Linked DNA regions of Homo sapiens: region 1 is linked to region 2. Evidence: chromatin loops called from intact Hi-C (ENCODE). Cell type or tissue: Caco-2. All regions are shown on one strand. Links, peaks and the distances in the headings refer to the core of each region. The heading gives the core; the rest is flanking DNA.

Region 1 (8,336 bases), core at 182-8,181, 64 kb before region 2:
GCGCAGTCTTGGCTCACTGCAACCTCTGCCTCTCAGGCTGAAACGATCCTCCCACCTCAGCCTCCACAGTAGCCAGGACTTACAGGCACACACCACCATGCCTGGCTACTTTTTATATTTTTAGTAGAGACATGGGTTTTGTCATGTTGCCCAGGCAGGTCTCGAACTCCTGAGCTCAAGCAATTCACCTGCCTTGGTTTCCCAAAATGCTGGGATTACAGGTGTGAGCCACTGTGCCTGGCCCATCATAGCACTTTTACCATTTAGCATGTTATACAGGTTATTTTTTTGTTGTGGTGTTCACTGCTATGTTCCTAGGGTCTAGAAAGGTAACTAATAGATACTGGGTGCTTTGTTAATATTTGTTGATTGAATACATTTCTAATATTCAGTGCCTTTTTCTGTTGGGAAATGTAAAATGAGCAGGAATATAAGAAGTTTAATAAATTATAAATATTTGTAGTGTTCTCCATTTCTTCCCTTCAGTTCTCTTTTAAGAATAAATATCCTTGCTTGCTAACCTCTGGTGTCCCTTGTTGAGCAGCATGTCAATAATGAGTTCCTGCTATTGGAAGCCTCACAGGCCAAGTTGATATAAAGAAGTATGAAGAAAGTATGGAGGGGTTAGTGGGTTAGTGAGATTGGAATCTGTGGCTGAGCCCGTACATGATTTTGGATGATTAATTAATGGGCTGTGTCGTAAGACAGAAAAGAGATGAGGGAGAAGCTTTGGGGTGTGAAACCAAGAAATCTGGAGCGATACTGTCTGTGTGGAGAAAATTGTGGCCAAGATTTTTTGCTATTAAAGATGTACTTAGGCCAGGCGCAGTGGCTCACACCTGTAATCCCAGCACTTTGGGAGGCCAAGGAGGGAAGATCATGAGGTCAGAAGATCCGAGACCATCCTGGCTAACACCGTGAAACTCCGTCTCTAGTAAAGATACAAAAAATCAGCTGGGCGTGGTGGCACGCACCTGTAGTCCCATCTACTCAGTAGGTTGAGGCAGGAGAATTGCTTGAACCCAGGAGGTGGAGGTTGCAGTGAGCTGAGATCGTGCTATTGCACTTCAGCCTAGGTGACAGAGGGAGACTCTGTCTCAATAAATAAAAAGATAAAAATAAATAAGAAAAAGAGGTCCTTAATATTTTATATTAATGATATACTTGCCCCACTTTTTGTTTTTTCTCTTCCTACATTTAAGTCATTTCACTCTTTGAAGCACTCTTGTAGGAGGGTGATAGGAAAAGTAAAACGATTGAATAAAAAATAATCTAGAAATATTTCCTTAGTAGTTCCTGTAAGGCTTGATGTGGAATAGAAAACCAATACACGGGCCAGGTGCGGTGGCTCACATCCGTAATCCCAGCACATTGGGAGGCTGAGGTGGGTGGATCATCTGAGGTTGGGAGTTCAAGACCAGCCTGACCAACATGGAGAAACCGCATCTCTACTAAAAATATCAAATTAGCTGGGCGTAGTGGCACATGCCTATAATCCCAGCTACTTGGGAGGCTGAGGCAGGACAATCGCTTGAACCTGAGAGGCGGAGGTTGCAGTGAGCTGAGATCGCGCCATTGCACTCCAGCCTGGGCAACAAGAGCGAAACTCTGTCTCAGGGGGGAAAAAAAAAAAAGCCAGTACATGAATTAAAGTGTAAGAATTATTTGTGTTTACACTTCATGTAATTTATTTCCAAATTTATCTAGATAATTGGAAATTGACCTGCATTTTAAAATCTGTAGCCAACAGTTAATGTTAAAAAAAAAAGTTCCCTTCCCCAAATGCAGTTAAAATCTATGAACTGCTGTTTGCTATTTGATAATATACTTGATCTGAATAGTAATTATACATTATTAGATTACATGACTTCTTAGAAATATGGAATCAATTTTGACTATAGCAAAAAGAAATTATACAAAGCTTGAAAATAATTTTGTTATTTTATAAATGTGTAAGCCCCTTAATGTCTATCAGTAGTTACTGATTTATTAGAAATATCATGTTTTTCTCTAATATTGCCCAGTAAATTTTTTTTAAATTTATTTCCATCAGAGTTACTAATTTAGAGTGTAAAATAGCAAAATAAGAAATATCAAGGAAAAAAGGTATTTCTGGTAACTTTTTATCTAAAATTGACCATTTTGATACAGAATGGTAACAAGTCATGCTTAGGGTTAGGAAATGTAACTGTATTCACTATACTCAATCCTAAAAATTGTGTAATACCTCTATGTTCAAGGAGGTTTAAGTTCGCCTCCCTCATAGACCTCTAAATGCAGTGACTATGAGAAATGTCATAGGAGAGGTACAAAATATGTTTGGAGAATAGAAAAGGAGGAACAACTGTTTCATTGATTCAAGGAAATTTCCTCAAAAAAGGTAACATTGGAGCTAGATATTGATAAATTTGTTTAAACAAAGACTTTCTGTTTTTTAAGCTAAAAGAACCAACGTATGCAAAAGCAGAGAGAAACATATGAAAAGAGAACTGTGTTTTCCAGGAATGGAGAAGATGAGAATGTGGCTAGAGTGTTAGGGGTGCATAGTTCTGAGTAGATGGATATTAGGCCCTTCAGGAGATTGACGCCTTTTTTTTTCTTTCTTTCTTTTCTTTTTTTTTTTTTTGTGAGACAGAGTTTCACTCTTGTCGCTCAAGCTGGAGTGTGATGGTGTGATCTCAGCTCACCGCAACCTCCACCTCCCAGGTTCAAGCAATTCTCCTGCCTCAGCCTCCCGAGTAGCTGGGATTACAGGCATGTGCCACCACCCCCAGCTAATTTTGTATTTTTAGTAGAGATGGGATTTCTCCATGTCGGTCAGGCTGGTCTCGAACTCCTGACTTCAGGTGATTCGCCCGCCTCTGCCTCCCAAAGCGCTGGGATTACAGGCAAGATTGATGTCTTAATGTGAAGGGTCCTTTATGCAAGCTAGAGGTTTTGAGGTTCCCCCTCCCCATCGAGCCTTGCAGTTCCATTAAAGGATTTTAAGCAAGGGAGTAATAAAATTCGTTATATCATTGAATGAATAAAATAGTCAGACTTTTTATTTGTAGGAGAAAAATTGTATTAGATGTAGCCAAATATGGCTTAAGTAATGCAGTTTTAAAATTCAGAATTGGAAAATTGGTTTATCTTTGATTAACTGGTTCATTTTTTTTCTTCCTAACTTCTTTCTTCTGTCAGCCAAAAAAAAATAGGAAATAATGGATAAGCTAGAAGCAGTATTTGCTTTTTAAGTTTTGCATGACTGAAACAATCCCCTACACTGTTAGAAGCCTAACACACAATGCTATTGTGCTCTGGGTCTAGAAAAAATGTGAGGCCTGCTAGTCTGATTTTGCAGCAGGGAGTAAGGAAAGCCAATACTTAACTTTGTAAGCTGCTAAATATTAAATGTTTAGTAAAATGGGGTTTATAGTAATGTTTTTTTTGAGACAGAGTCTCACTCTGTTGCCAGGCTGGAGTACAGTGGCTCAGTCTCGGCTCACTGCAACCTCTGCCTCCGGGTTCAAGCGGTTCTCCTTCCTCAGCCTCCTGAGTAGCTGGGATTAGAGGCGCCTGCCACCACACCCAGCTAATTTTTGTATTTTTAGTAGAGACGGGGTTTCACCACGTTGGCCAGGCTGGTGTCAATCTCCTGACCTGGTGATCCGCCCGCCTCAGCCTCCCAAAGTGCTGGGAATACAGGCGTTAGCCACCGTGCCCGGCCAGTAATATTTTTTCTTAAAAAGAGAATATCAAAATAAAGAGGAGAGTCAGGAGTAGAGGGTATCACCAAGCCTTTTTTAGAGTCACCTAATTTGTTACATGTTTTTCTTAAAATTACCAACCATCAAAAAGAAGAATTTTGATCTATATCTATGCCTAAGAGATGTCAGTAGAGCAGTAAAAATATTTCTCTAATTTATAAGGAAGTTAAGTAACTTTCCCACAGTCAAAATAATCATGTCAAAAATTTGACCTTTCAACCACTAGTTTTAGTAATCCACCCTGCTTTTTTCCTCAGGGAAAAAAAAAAATGTACTTCCCAGATAAACATCACCTTGCGTTTCACCGCAGGTCTGGGTGATCCTTACCTTGGAACAAATGATAGTGTTGGTGCATTTAAAGTAGCAGCTTTTGGGTGACTGGCTGGTCCTGAGGAGTTTTTCCTACTTAGCAGTGTTCATTTTATCTATTAATGCCGTGAAGCAAAATACAGGTTGAATGAGCAGTGTTGGTAACTGCAAAACAAAGTGTTGCAACACAGTAGGCTGAGGTAGTTTTAAGCAGATAAAGTCTACAGAAATTAGTTTACAGAAATAGTGTTAGGCTGGGATGTTTTAGCTGCTAGATTTCAGATTTAGAGAAATCAAGTTTAGAAAAATAAACCAGCAAAGTAGTACAAAATTAATAGCAACAATGTCAGGAAGAATTTGCTTATGAAAAGGATCTATTTTCCCTTTTGTGAAGAGAAACATTTGTTCACCCTTGGTTACTTGTGATTGAGATAATTAAAAACAATTTTATTTGGTTTTAGCAGCCTCCTTGTGAAAACTTATGAAATATTAGGCAGTTTGATTTTCTTCTCCTCTCTGGACCTGCAGATAAATTTGTTGTGAATAAATGGAAAATAGTTTGGCAGTGGGCAGAAGCAAGGGAAAAGCCAAGAATCTGGTCGATTTATAAACCAGACATTGTGAATAAATGAGTTGGCTACAGCTCTTAGAAAAAGGCTTTTGCCTTTCGAGTTCTTTTCCTACATCTGCTTTTATTTCTTTCACACTTTATGAAGTCAATAAAAATTTTGATTTCATTGTTACAGAAGTTTCTCCTTGTATAGGAGCTTTTCATGCCCTCTGTTGGCCATAAATAATTTACTTTTGATTTCTCAAGGCTCCTAACTGGTGACTTTTCATATAAGGGGATGTCTAGGTTGTTTTTGGTAGTGATATTATCTCTTTGTACCCAGAGAACACTTCTGACACCAAATGGGGGGTTTTCTTCACAGCAACAACCAGTTCTTCAGCTCTACCTGGAGTTAGCGTCAGATCCCATAGGTGAAACGCTGAGTCCCACAAGACTATCCCCACTTTAGATGCCAGTCACAAGTCCCAGGCATCCCGTAGTTCTGACTGACTCACCGTAAATCAGAGGTTCCCATGAACTCCTCATCAGATTTAATAATTTGCTAGATTGGGTCACAGAACTCAGGAAAGCACTTTACTGACATTTGCTTGTTTATTATAAAGGATACTATGAAGAATATAGATGAACAGCCAGATAAAGAGAGATTAATACATAAGGTGAGGTCCAGAAGATTCCTGAACATGGGTGCTCCTGTCCCATGGGGTTAGGGTAGGCCACCCTCCCTGCACATGGATGTATTCACCAACTTGGAAGCTCTCTGATCCTTGTCACTTAGAGGTTTCATCATGTAGACGTGATCAATTATTAACTCAGTCTCCAGGCACTCTCCCTCTCCAGAAGTTGGGAGGAATAGGTCTGAAAGTTCCATGCTTCTGATCATTACTTGGTCTTTCTGGCAGCCACCTCCATCCTGAGGCTACCTAGGGTTACGCCAAGAGTCATTTCATCAAAAGAGGCTTCTACCACCCAGGAAGTGTCAAGAGATTTAAGAACTCTCCGTTAGGAACAAAAGATGCTCCTATTATCCCCACCACTTAGGAAATTACAAGAGTTTTGTTTTTGAGACAGGGTCTCACTGTGTTGCCCAGGCTGGAGTGCAGTGGTGCAATCTCAGCTCACTGCAAGCTCCGCCTCCTGGGTTCATGCCATTCTCCTGCCTCAGCCTCCCAAGTAGCTGGGACTACAGATGCCCGCCACCACGCCCAGCTAATTTTTTTGTATTTTTAGTAGAGACGGGGTTTCACCATCTTAGCCAGGATGGTCTTGATCTCCTGACCTCATGATCCGCCCGCCTCGGCCTCCCAAAGTGCTGGGATTACAGGTGTGAGCCACCGCACCCAGCCGGAAATTACAAGAGATTTAAGTGCTGTCCTTTGTCAGAAACCAGAGATCAAGTATATATATTTTTATTATGTCACAAATGGATTCTAAAATCAGATAATCTTACTATTACTTATCTGTGAAGAGGACTTCATACTTTGCACAGAAGTATTTGCTGTGACTTAAACAAGAGTCACATGGTGCTATGAGCTTAAATAATTACTAGTAAAATTTGGCCAGAGCCAGCAGCCATGGCTTATGTCTGTAATCCCAGCACTTTGGGAGTCCGAGATGGGTGGATCTCCTGAGGTCAGGATTTCGAGACCAGCCTGGCCAACATGGTGAAACAAAAAATGTCTCTACAAAAAATGCAAAAATGAGCTGGGCGTGGTGGTGGGTACCTGTAATCCCAGCTACTTGGGAGCCTGAGGCAGGAGAATCACTTGAACCTGGGAGGGAGAGGTTGCAGTGAGCCGAGATGGTGCCACTGCACTCCAGCCTGGGTGACAAAGCAAGACTCTCTCAAAACAAAGAAAATTGTTTTTGGCTGGGTGCAGTGGCTCATGCCTGTAATCCCAGCACTCTGGGAGGCTGAGGCAGGTGGATCACTTTGAACTCAGTCGTTTGAGACCAGCCTGGTCAGTATGGTGAAATCCCGTCTCTACAAAAAAATACAAAAATGAGCCGGGCGTGGTGGCTCACACCTGTGGTTCCAGCTACTCAGGAGGCTGAGGCTAGAGGACTGCTTGAGCCAGGAAGTGGAGGTTGCAGTGAGTTGAGATCGCACCATTGCACTCCAGCCTGGTGACAGAAGGATACTCTGTCTCCAAAAAAAAAAAATTACTATTAAAATTAGTCTTCATGGTGTTTTGGTGAACTTTAGCTTACCAGCTGAAAATTATGGAATTCATTTCATATAGCTTCCACTATAAATACTATTTTGATCCAAGCCTGTTAATAACACTAAGCATGGTGACTCTCAACCATGACTGCACAGTGGGATTGCCTGGGAAGCTTTAACATACACTGATACCTGGGTCTCATATCCCAGAGATTGACTTAAGTGGTTTGGGGTGCAACCCAGGTATTGCAGTTTTCTTTCTTAAAGTTCCACAGGTGATTCTAATGTAGTCATGGTTGAGAGCTACTGACCTTGAGAAGCATGATTTTTTAGAGGTGGCTAACCCGTTCTGGTCTACTGGTTTACATGCAGTAGAGATAGTTGGGGAAGATAATTTTTGCTTAAAATAGGAAAGCAACTGACACAATCGCATGGTAGGCATGCAGGGTTTAGAACAGTAAGAAACTGAAGATTATACCATATAACACTGTGAATTTATTAAATACATTCCAGAGTGGGTTATCAGCCAAGATGTGCTAGATCAACTGTGTATGGTGCTGCTAATGAGTTCACAGAAACCTAGAGGTTTTTACTTGCCCAAGGTCACACCACTAGCTGGGGACACAACCAAAACTGGAAAATTATAGTGGTAATTCATAGTTTGTTGCCTTGATTATTTAGGTCAAGTTCTGTAAACTTTTTCTGTGAAGGGCCAGATTGTAAACATTTTAGGCTTTGCAGGCCATATGGTCCCTGTTGCAACTACTCAACTCTACTAACATAGTAAAAAGCATCATACACATTATGTAAATGAATGAATGTGTATTCTAGTAAAACTTTATTGACAGAAGCTGGATTTGGCCTGTGACCTGTAGGCTGCAGATCCCTGATTGAGGATTGTTTTAATCTTCCCATTGGAAAGTTGGCTCCTTAAGAGTAGGCTGAAGATGTTACTGGTCCCACGTGGTGCCTTACTTCCTGGTACTGTTACAGTGGCCTCTGTTGCAAGGTGTTAGATGAGTGCTTGTTGAATTCATATCTATGCAGCTCTTAACGTTTTTCTGTTGCTTCTAACCCTTCCAGTAGGGGAAACAGTTGGCACATATTCCAGCTTTGGAGAGGAAATGCTTGAAGTCTGTAGCAGGGTATAATTGCTGAATTCTTCAAGCGAATTAAAGATCTGAATTTGCTCTAGGGCATTCATAATTATTTTAATTTCCTGGAACAGATTCTAAGAATTCATTTTAAATCTGAAAGTTTTTCTTAAAATCTGTTTTATGATACACTGTCTTTATTTTTGTGAATATTGTTAGTTTCTCACAACAATATTTATTTCAGTTCATTTGGATCTAAGATCTTTGTTGTACTTATGTGTGGCCAGTAGACTCTTTAGCAAAATTAAACAAATGCTAATGGGTTCCCACAGCCACCCAAATATTAGAAGTACAGCTCCAGATTATGAGCCTGTTTCTCTTTTTCTTTTCTTCTTCTCATTATTTTAAAGAGATGGAGTCTCAGTATGTTGCTTAGGCTGGTCTCAAACTCC
Region 2 (8,336 bases), core at 277-8,276:
GGAGTTCAAGACCAGCCTGGGCAACATGGTGACACACTATCTCTACAAAAAATACAAAAAGCTAGCCACTAGCCAGGCGTGGTGGCGCGTGCCTGTAGTCCCAGCTACTGAGAGTGCTGAAGCTGGAGGATTGATTGAACCTGGGAGGTCGAGGTTGCAGTGAGCTGTGATAATGCCACTGCACTACAGTCTGGGTGACAGAACAAGACCCTGTCTCAAAAAAAAATTTTTTTTAAAGACTTGTTTTTCTATATTTGATACAGGGAAACTACTCCTAGAATTGGAGACATCCTTCAGAAATTGGCACCATTCCTTAAGATGTATGGAGAATATGTGAAAGGATTTGATAATGCAATGGAATTGGTTAAAAACATGACAGAACGTATTCCCCAGTTCAAATCAGTGGTTGAAGAAATTCAGGTAATAGGACTGTTTTGTTCAAAGCTATGAATTACTATTTCCATACAAATTATACAGTCTTCTATATCTAAAACTGAGATCTAGAGATCTGTCTGAGATACCTAGCCAAAATTCATTCTACTCCAAATTATGCAGATCATCTCTGCAATGCTGAAATACGTATCAGTCACATGCTGCATACTAAGCAATAACTTCTCCATTTGCTTTTGAGACCAGCAGAGGATGATTTTTATTAGGGTCTACATAAATTTACAAAATGAGTTCCCATTCGGGTCTGTGTCTCTCTTGCATTCTTTCAGAGGTTAAGTTGTTGGAAGGAATATAAAGAATGATTGCTGTAAACCTTGAGATTTGGGAAACTAATCATTCTTTTTTTGTCACTTGATATCTGTGTCCTCATTTTCTTCTGTTTCACCAAACCTGAATAACATACTTTAATAATACCATAATAATTTCCACTTGATTCTCTAGTCAAAATTGTTAATGTCATATTCTTTGATACAGTTGATATTGAAAAGGCATATTTTAGATCATCTAAGATTCTTGGCATGGGAATTCTGTTGTTCCTTGACTGTCTTCTTTTGTGTCATATGAATTTTTTTAATTGTACCATTTTAATTCCTCTAATTGTCAAATGATTTTTTGAGTTATTTTCCAGTGGTTGCTTTTAGGATTATAGTATGCATCTTAATTTTTCACAATGTACTTCAGATTATACTCACCTTAATTCTTGTAAAATGTAGACACTTTGTTCCAATATAGCTCTGTTCCCTCCTCTATGCTCTGTGCTATTAGTGTCCTGTATATTAAGTTTTTATATGTTGTGAGTCTATAATACAGTGCTACAATTGTTATGGAAGGATATGAGAAAAAAATGTATCTATAAGTCTATTGTATACTATTATATTTGCCCTTTCTGGAGTAAGTTTCTTTCAGCATACATGGTTGTTCTGTCAGTCTTTGTCTGGGACTACACTTATTTTTTCTTGACTTTTGAATGAATGAAGAATGAAGTCCAGTTTAGCTAGATTGGGAATTCCTGGTATATGGGTTTTTCCTTTTTATTTTATTTATTTTTTTTTTTGGAGACGGAGTCTCGCTGCTCTGTTGCCCAGGCTGGAGTGCAGTGGCGTGATCTAGGCTCACTGCAAGCTCCGCCTCCTGGGTTTACTTAGCCATTCTCCTGCCTCAGCCTGTTGCTGGGACTACAGGCGCCTGCCACCACGCCTGGCTAATTTTTTGTATTTTTAGTAGAGATGGGGTTTCACCGTGTTAGCCGGGATGATCTCTATCTCCTGACCTTATGATCTGCCTGCCTCGGCCTCCCAAAATGCTGGGATTATAGGCGTGAGCCACCGCGCCTGGCCTTTGTTTCTATAATGTTTATTATTTTTTTTTTTTAGAGACAGGGTCTTGCTCTTGTCACCCAGGCTAGAGTGCAGTGGCCCAGTCACAGCTCACTGCAGCCTTGAACACTTGGGCTTGAGCAATCCTCCCACCGCAGCCTCTCAGGTAGCTGGGACTACAGGCATGCGCCACCACCCTGGCTAAATCTTAGAATTTTTTTATAGAAACAAGGTCTGGCTATGTTGCCCAGGCTGGTCTTGAACACCTAGACTCAGCCTCCCAGAGTGCTGGGATTACAGGCATGAGCCACTGCACTCAACCAGTATATGGAGATCCCCCCCAGCACTTTGAATATGTCATTCTCCTGCTTTCCGTCCTCTGTGGTTTGAGATGAGAAGCCAGCCATTGATTGTATTGATACTCCCATGCGTGTGATGAGTCACTTTTCTCTTGCTGCTTTCAAGATGTTCTCTGTTTTTTGGCTTTCAGCAGTTTAAATATGATGTGTCTGGGTGTGGACCTTTTTGTATTTGTCCTGGTTAGGGTTGGTTGAGCTTTTTGCATTTGTAGATTGATTTTTTTTTAATCATTTTCAGAAGTTTTCAGCCATTATTTCTTCAAATATTTTCTGTCCTTTTCACTTTCTCTTTTTTAAAATCTTTTTACTCCCATTACACAAATTTTGGTGGGTTCCTTTTGTTTGTTTTGGAAATGGTGTCTTGCTGTGTTGCCTAGGCTGGCCTTGAACTCCTGGGTTCAAATGATACTCCCAATCTTTGTTCTATTATTCAGATTGTATAATTTCTACTAGTCTTTCTTCAAGTTCCCTGATTCTTCTGTCATCTCAAATCTGCTGTTGAACCTATAGTGAATTTTTCTTTTCAATTACTGTATTTTTCACATCTACAACCACAACTTCTGGCTAGTAGAGTTATTGGCTCTCACCTCTCACTCACCTCAGGGATCTTCACTTCTACTGATGTTGTTGGGTGTGTATGTTGCCCACCACTCCAAATGAATGAGCCCTTTTCAGCCTCAGCAGAGGAGCTGCCAGTCCTCACAGTCCGTGCCACCCTGATGGCCCCTTCATAGTGACTGAGCTGGGAGAGGAACAGGAGCAGCCACAGGCTAGAATGCCACAGATTCTCACCGTTCTTACCCAAAGTTCAACAATTTTTAAAGTGTAAACAGATTTCAGGTTGTTGCATGCCTTTTAATCAATTTCTAAAATGCAAATATTGTTTTGTCAATTTTATCTAGCTTTATAGCTGCTTTTTTTTTTTTTTTTTTTGGAGTTAGAGTCTTGCTCTGTCACCCAGGCTGGAGTGCAGTGGTATGATCTCGGCTCACTGTAACCTCTGCCTCCTGGGTTCAAGCGATTCTTGTGCCTCAGCTTCCTGAGTAACTGGGATTACAGGTACATGCCACTACACCTGGTTAATTTTTGTACTTTTAGTAGAGACGGGGTTTCGCCATGTTGGCCAGGCTGGTCTCAAACTCCTGGCCTCAAATGATTCCCCCGTCTCGGCTTTCCAAAGTGCTAAAATTACAGGCAGGAGCCACTGCACCCGGCCTATCAGCTGCTTTTAACAGGGAGGATTTGCCAGTCTCTTCATTCAGCTGTAGCCAGAAGGTCTGCCTCATCCCCTTCACTCCTTTTTTTTTTTAACATTCTTTTATTTTGTAATTAAACACTCCCCTACCTTACTGAATATTGGGCTCCTGCTTTGATTTTTACTAGCTTCTTTTGCTAACTCTGAAATGTAGGCAGAGCACAAAGTTTGCCTTCTACATTCTTCTTTCTTTTCATACTTTTCAGTGATATCCTATTCCCACATGCCTTTAACTTGCCAGACAGGTTCCTCTAGGGTTGCTGTTTCTAGTCTAGTTCTCTACTCCCAAACTCTAGGTACAAACAGCTGAGCATGTGAATATCTTGTCATCCAAACAAAGTCAATATTTTCTTTTCCTATTTTTAGCTCCCAAGCATTTTTCCATCTGACTTTTTAGGCCTTACATAGAGTAGATAATTATTCTGATATGTATTGGATTTATTAGGTGACACCATTATCCTGTCATTTACCAGAGCTTGACAACTTAGCTTTATCTTTGATTTGTTACATGTCTTCATTCTCTGTATGTGTTCATTTGCCTGTGAAATAATGTATTCAAATTGCTTAGCGTAGTGCTTGTTGCATAGTAAGTGCTCACTAAATGATAGTGGCGATGGTGGTGATAGTGGTAGTTATTGTCTAGTCACACTCTGAATTCTATCTGTACAATGTCTGTCTTCTCTATATTATGATGAAATGACATGGGTTGTGAAAAGAGTGGTAGATTGGGAATCAACTAACCTAGTTTAGAATCCTAAGTCTGCTGCTTATAGTCACTTGACCTTAGGAAACGCTCCTAAATTATCTGAGCCACAGTTTCTTCATGTAAAATATTTGGGATCAGTAATACTTTCCTTGATGTACGTAATAGATTTTGGGAAAACCCAATGAGATATTTAAATTTATATAATTAATATCTTAAACTTTATTAAGGAAAGCTATTCTCTCAGCTTCTATGCCAATTTCAGGCCCTTATTATTTTCTTCCTGGTCTATAATAACAACTTCCAAACTAGTTTCCCCCGTCCCCCTAAAGCCACACTGCAGTAGATTAATCTAATAGAGCTCAGATCTAATGATACAACTGTCATGCACAAAAATCTACATTAGATGAAAAAAATCTAAACTCACCTTGACATTATTACCCATATTACCATTACTTTACGTCTTCTATTTTCCTCTACTTATTTTTTTTTTTTTGCCAAGAAAACCTCTCTGTCCCTTTCATTTAACATACTTCATGCTTCATTACTGTGGGCCTGTTCTCTCAGGTTTCTCCTCCTGGGCTCGCTCCCTAGTCTGTCTTTTTCTTCAGAGCCTGTACTTATCAGAGGTTGCATTAAATGTTCCCTTCTCTGTGAAGCCTTTAGTCACTTGTTTGCTTCAAATGCAAACACCATGTCTTAATATAGCTTTGATGCTTTGCAGTACCCTGATCATGGTGTGAATTCAGTATATACTTTAATGGGATTTCTGCTTTGTTTAACAGGAACAAGAACATTTCTTATTTTTTCATCTCTTTTGTTAACAGTTTCTTGGAAGCAAGTGATACGGTCTTAATTTTGCCCTAAGAAATGGAGCTCTATTTACAGAATTTGGTTTCTAATGAAAAAGAATGCTTTGAACTGATGAAAAAATAAAATTTTCTGACAGATAAGATGCCCAGACCTTGTTATTCTTCTATATGGAGTCTTTTTTAAGTTCAAAGGCAATGACATTTATCATAGCCTTATTATCAAATAGTTTCTGCTGAGTCCAAAGTCATTTAATACAGTTGTGCTTAGCAAACCTCATTAAATAGGCACATCTTTTGAAAAATCTATATAGAATGATTTAATAATGTGACTTCACAAACCCTTGTAGTGACTAATTGAAGTGGTTATCAGCAATCTGGAATTTTCTTGCTTAAAATTCTGCTTGATTTTTTTTCCTCCTTTCTGTTCTTACACCAGATTGGTAGTTCTCAACTTCAGTGTTATAGAAATATCAGGTGTTTTTAAATGCATATTCTCTAGCTGGGCATGGTGGCACGTGCCTATAGCTACTTGGAAGGCTGAGGTGGGAGGACTACTTGGGCCCAGGAGGCAGAGGTTGCAGTGAGATCACACCACTGTGTGCCTGGACAACATAGTGAGACTCCGTCTCAAAAAAAGAAGAAAAAAATGCATATTCTCCATCTCCTTCCCCAAAGATTGTGATGTTACAGATTGAGGTGGGGTTCAGAAATCTGTTTTCTGTTGTTGTTGTTGTTTTTTTTGAGACGGAGTCTCACTCTGTCACCCAGGCTAAGTGGCACGATCTTGGCTCACTGAAACCTCCGCCTCCCAGGTTCAAGCAATTCTCCTGCCTCAGGCTCAGCCTCCGCATAGCTGGGACTACAGGCGTGTGCCACCACGCCTGGCTAATTTTTGTATTTTTAGTAGAGGCGGGGTTTTGCCATGTTGGCCGGGCTGGTCTCAAACCCTGATCTCAGGTGATCCACCTGTCTCAGCCTCCCACAGTGCTGGGATTACAGGTGTGAGACACTGTGCCTGGCCAGAAATCTGCATTTCATGCAGGTGATGGACAGTCACACTTTGTCGAAAAATATTGCCCTTGACGAAAGTTCTGTTTTACAGTGAGTTTTTAGACTTGCTAACCTAATTTTTAAATGTTTCTTAGAAAACCTTTCTCATTACAGAAACAGAAAATCTGTGGGAGCTTAACTTTGCAGCATCACATGCTAGAACCTGTTCAGCGGATTCCCCGGTATGAGATGCTCCTTAAGGACTATCTAAGGAAATTGCCTCCTGATTCCCTGGACTGGAATGATGCTAAAAGTAAATGCTTTTTTTTTGTTTTCTCCCTATTTTGGAATAATCAAGTGGCCAAGCAGCCTTATGGTTTCAAAGAGAAATACATCTCACAGCTACTTTAGTCAAATGTTGCTGTTAGAAGATAATTTCATTGGAAATTGTTATCATCACTTCAGTTAGGCAAGTCACTTTTGAGCCAAAATGACAAGTTTAGAGCAATGCAAATCACATTAATTTTGCTGGTTCCATGTTAGTCACTGGCTCTGAAATATAAAATTATAGTCTTAAAGACATCTAGAATAGCAATACACAATTTCCTTGTCAGAGGAAGAATATAGCCATTCAGAATTACAAGTGCTCCTGTTTAATTAGATAGGTTGGTGCATACCAAGAAAGCTAAGGTGACATTCACTATGTAAAAATAACCTAAGCAGAGTTGGCTGCACCTGCCCTAACGTGCTACCATAACAGGAAATGGTGCTTTTTATTGTCCAATAACATTTTCTTCAAGAAAAATGTATTTCAATTATGTTAGATGTCTTATTTTTTCATCAGATTATAATGAAAGGGGTTTTTTTAAAGGCTTATGAGTTTCAATAATACTTTACCTTTTTCTGCACTTTTACAAATCAACTGTAAAGGCATGAATGAAAATTTAAGAAATAACAGTGGCTTGATATTCAACAAGCAGTGGTTGTACTTGTGTACAACCTTAAAACATTGCTACTTTCCCTTGTAATTTCTTGTTTTCTGTCATAAGTGAACCTGGATGAGAGACGAAGTACGTAAAACATTTTTTGTCTTGGATCCTTAACCTTTTCTTTTTAAATTATTATTGTTGTTATTATTACTATTATTATTTTGACACAGAGTCACACCCTGTTGCCCAGGCTGGAGTGCAGTGGCGCGATCTTAGCTCACTGCAACCTCCACCTCCCGAGTTCAAGCCATTCAGCTAATTTTTGTGATTTTAGTAGAGACGGGTTTTCACCATGTTGGCCAGGCTGGTCTTAAACTCCTGACCTCAGATGATCCACCCACCTCAGCTTCCCAAAGTGCTGGGATTACAGGTGTGAGCCACTGCTTCTGGCCCTGATCCTTAGCCTTTTCTAGAACACAAGCTGTCTCAGATGTGTTTCTCCCATCATTTGAGTGACTCTGACCACAGAAACTTCTCTTCTCCATTGGCCCCTTCCATAGTGTAGGATGAACTCGGCTTGCCATCTCCTCAAACCAACTACTTCCTATGAATTCTTCCCTGTCTCCATTTTCCATCCATCTCACCTGACTGCTTGATTTGAGTGGCAGATCTAGTGGTGGGGGTGGAGGTGGAAACACTACTGCTTTTCCTCAAATTCATCTCTAGAGCAGTGGCTTTATCCCATCTTATTTTGTCTTCCTCTATCCTGGATCCTGTATCAAGTGCACAGCATCGCCCACATCAGAATAGTTCTTTAAAATGTAAATTAAAATTCAGTTTATTCTACACTCAGACTTTGGTATCCCCTTAGATGCCCATGTCAAAAATGAGAAAGTTGGTGACATGGTATGGCATTTTATTGCTTTTTGTTTGTTTTCCATTGCTACTTTCACTCAAATTCCAAGGAAATCACAGAAGAAGGGCTTTTTGGTGACCTAAAAGTAGAAATGAAAGCAACAAAATGCATTCTGTCCAGCAGTACACTGAAGACAAAAAATGTAGTTGAAAAGTCTCAGGGTTGTTGTGGTAACAGAATTAAGCAGGCCGGTATTCACAAAACAGAAAAGAAAGGAAGAAAATGGGACATGATTTAGGATTGAGAGGTTTTTCCTAGGGTTAGTCCAGCAAGAGGTCTCGGCATCCACAGCACTTCACCAGCAGCCTCTGGAGCTCCTACGATGTCCACACCAAAGAGTTCCCATTCCCACCTGCCCCAGGAACAAAACCCTCCAACACTGGCCTCAGAAGATTCCCTTTCACCCGACCCAGGCTAGAACTGTGAATGTATTTTCCCAAAGAAAGTAGGTTATGCTTAGTGGTTAATTTGCTCATACAACTAGTAAAATACTTACTACTCATGAAATATTTTAGAACTTTTGAGTCAGAAACCTGGGTTTAAATCTGGCCCTTCAATAGCATAGCTGTGTGACCTCAGCCAAGTTGTATTACTTCCCCATTTCAT

Evidence for each region. Hi-C counts contacts between places; a loop is a spot of excess contacts. Peaks named below come from ENCODE experiments on the same cell type or tissue, not always from the same donor. Only the 100,000 strongest peaks of a DNase experiment are listed, where the experiment ranks them.
Region 1: a loop joins it to region 2, with 2.8 times the contacts of the local background. A loop is called at or near these places in 2 of 110 quality-filtered maps.

The regions. Positions count from the first base shown.
Region 1 is chr12:32,537,955-32,546,290 of GRCh38, forward strand. All of the region lies in intron 1 of FGD4 (FYVE, RhoGEF and PH domain containing 4), which reads left to right. Among named protein-coding and RNA genes, the nearest start is that of DNM1L, 140 kb to the right of the region's middle. In Caco-2, for the core only: no CTCF peak of the experiment used is centred there; no DNase peak of the experiment used is centred there.
Region 2 is chr12:32,601,898-32,610,233 of GRCh38, forward strand. It overlaps FGD4 (FYVE, RhoGEF and PH domain containing 4), which reads left to right. Exons shown (of 17, transcript NM_001370298.3): 7 at 264-420; 8 at 6,060-6,198. Among named protein-coding and RNA genes, the nearest start is that of DNM1L, 73 kb to the right of the region's middle. In Caco-2, for the core only: no CTCF peak of the experiment used is centred there; a DNase peak (open chromatin) is centred at 3,632.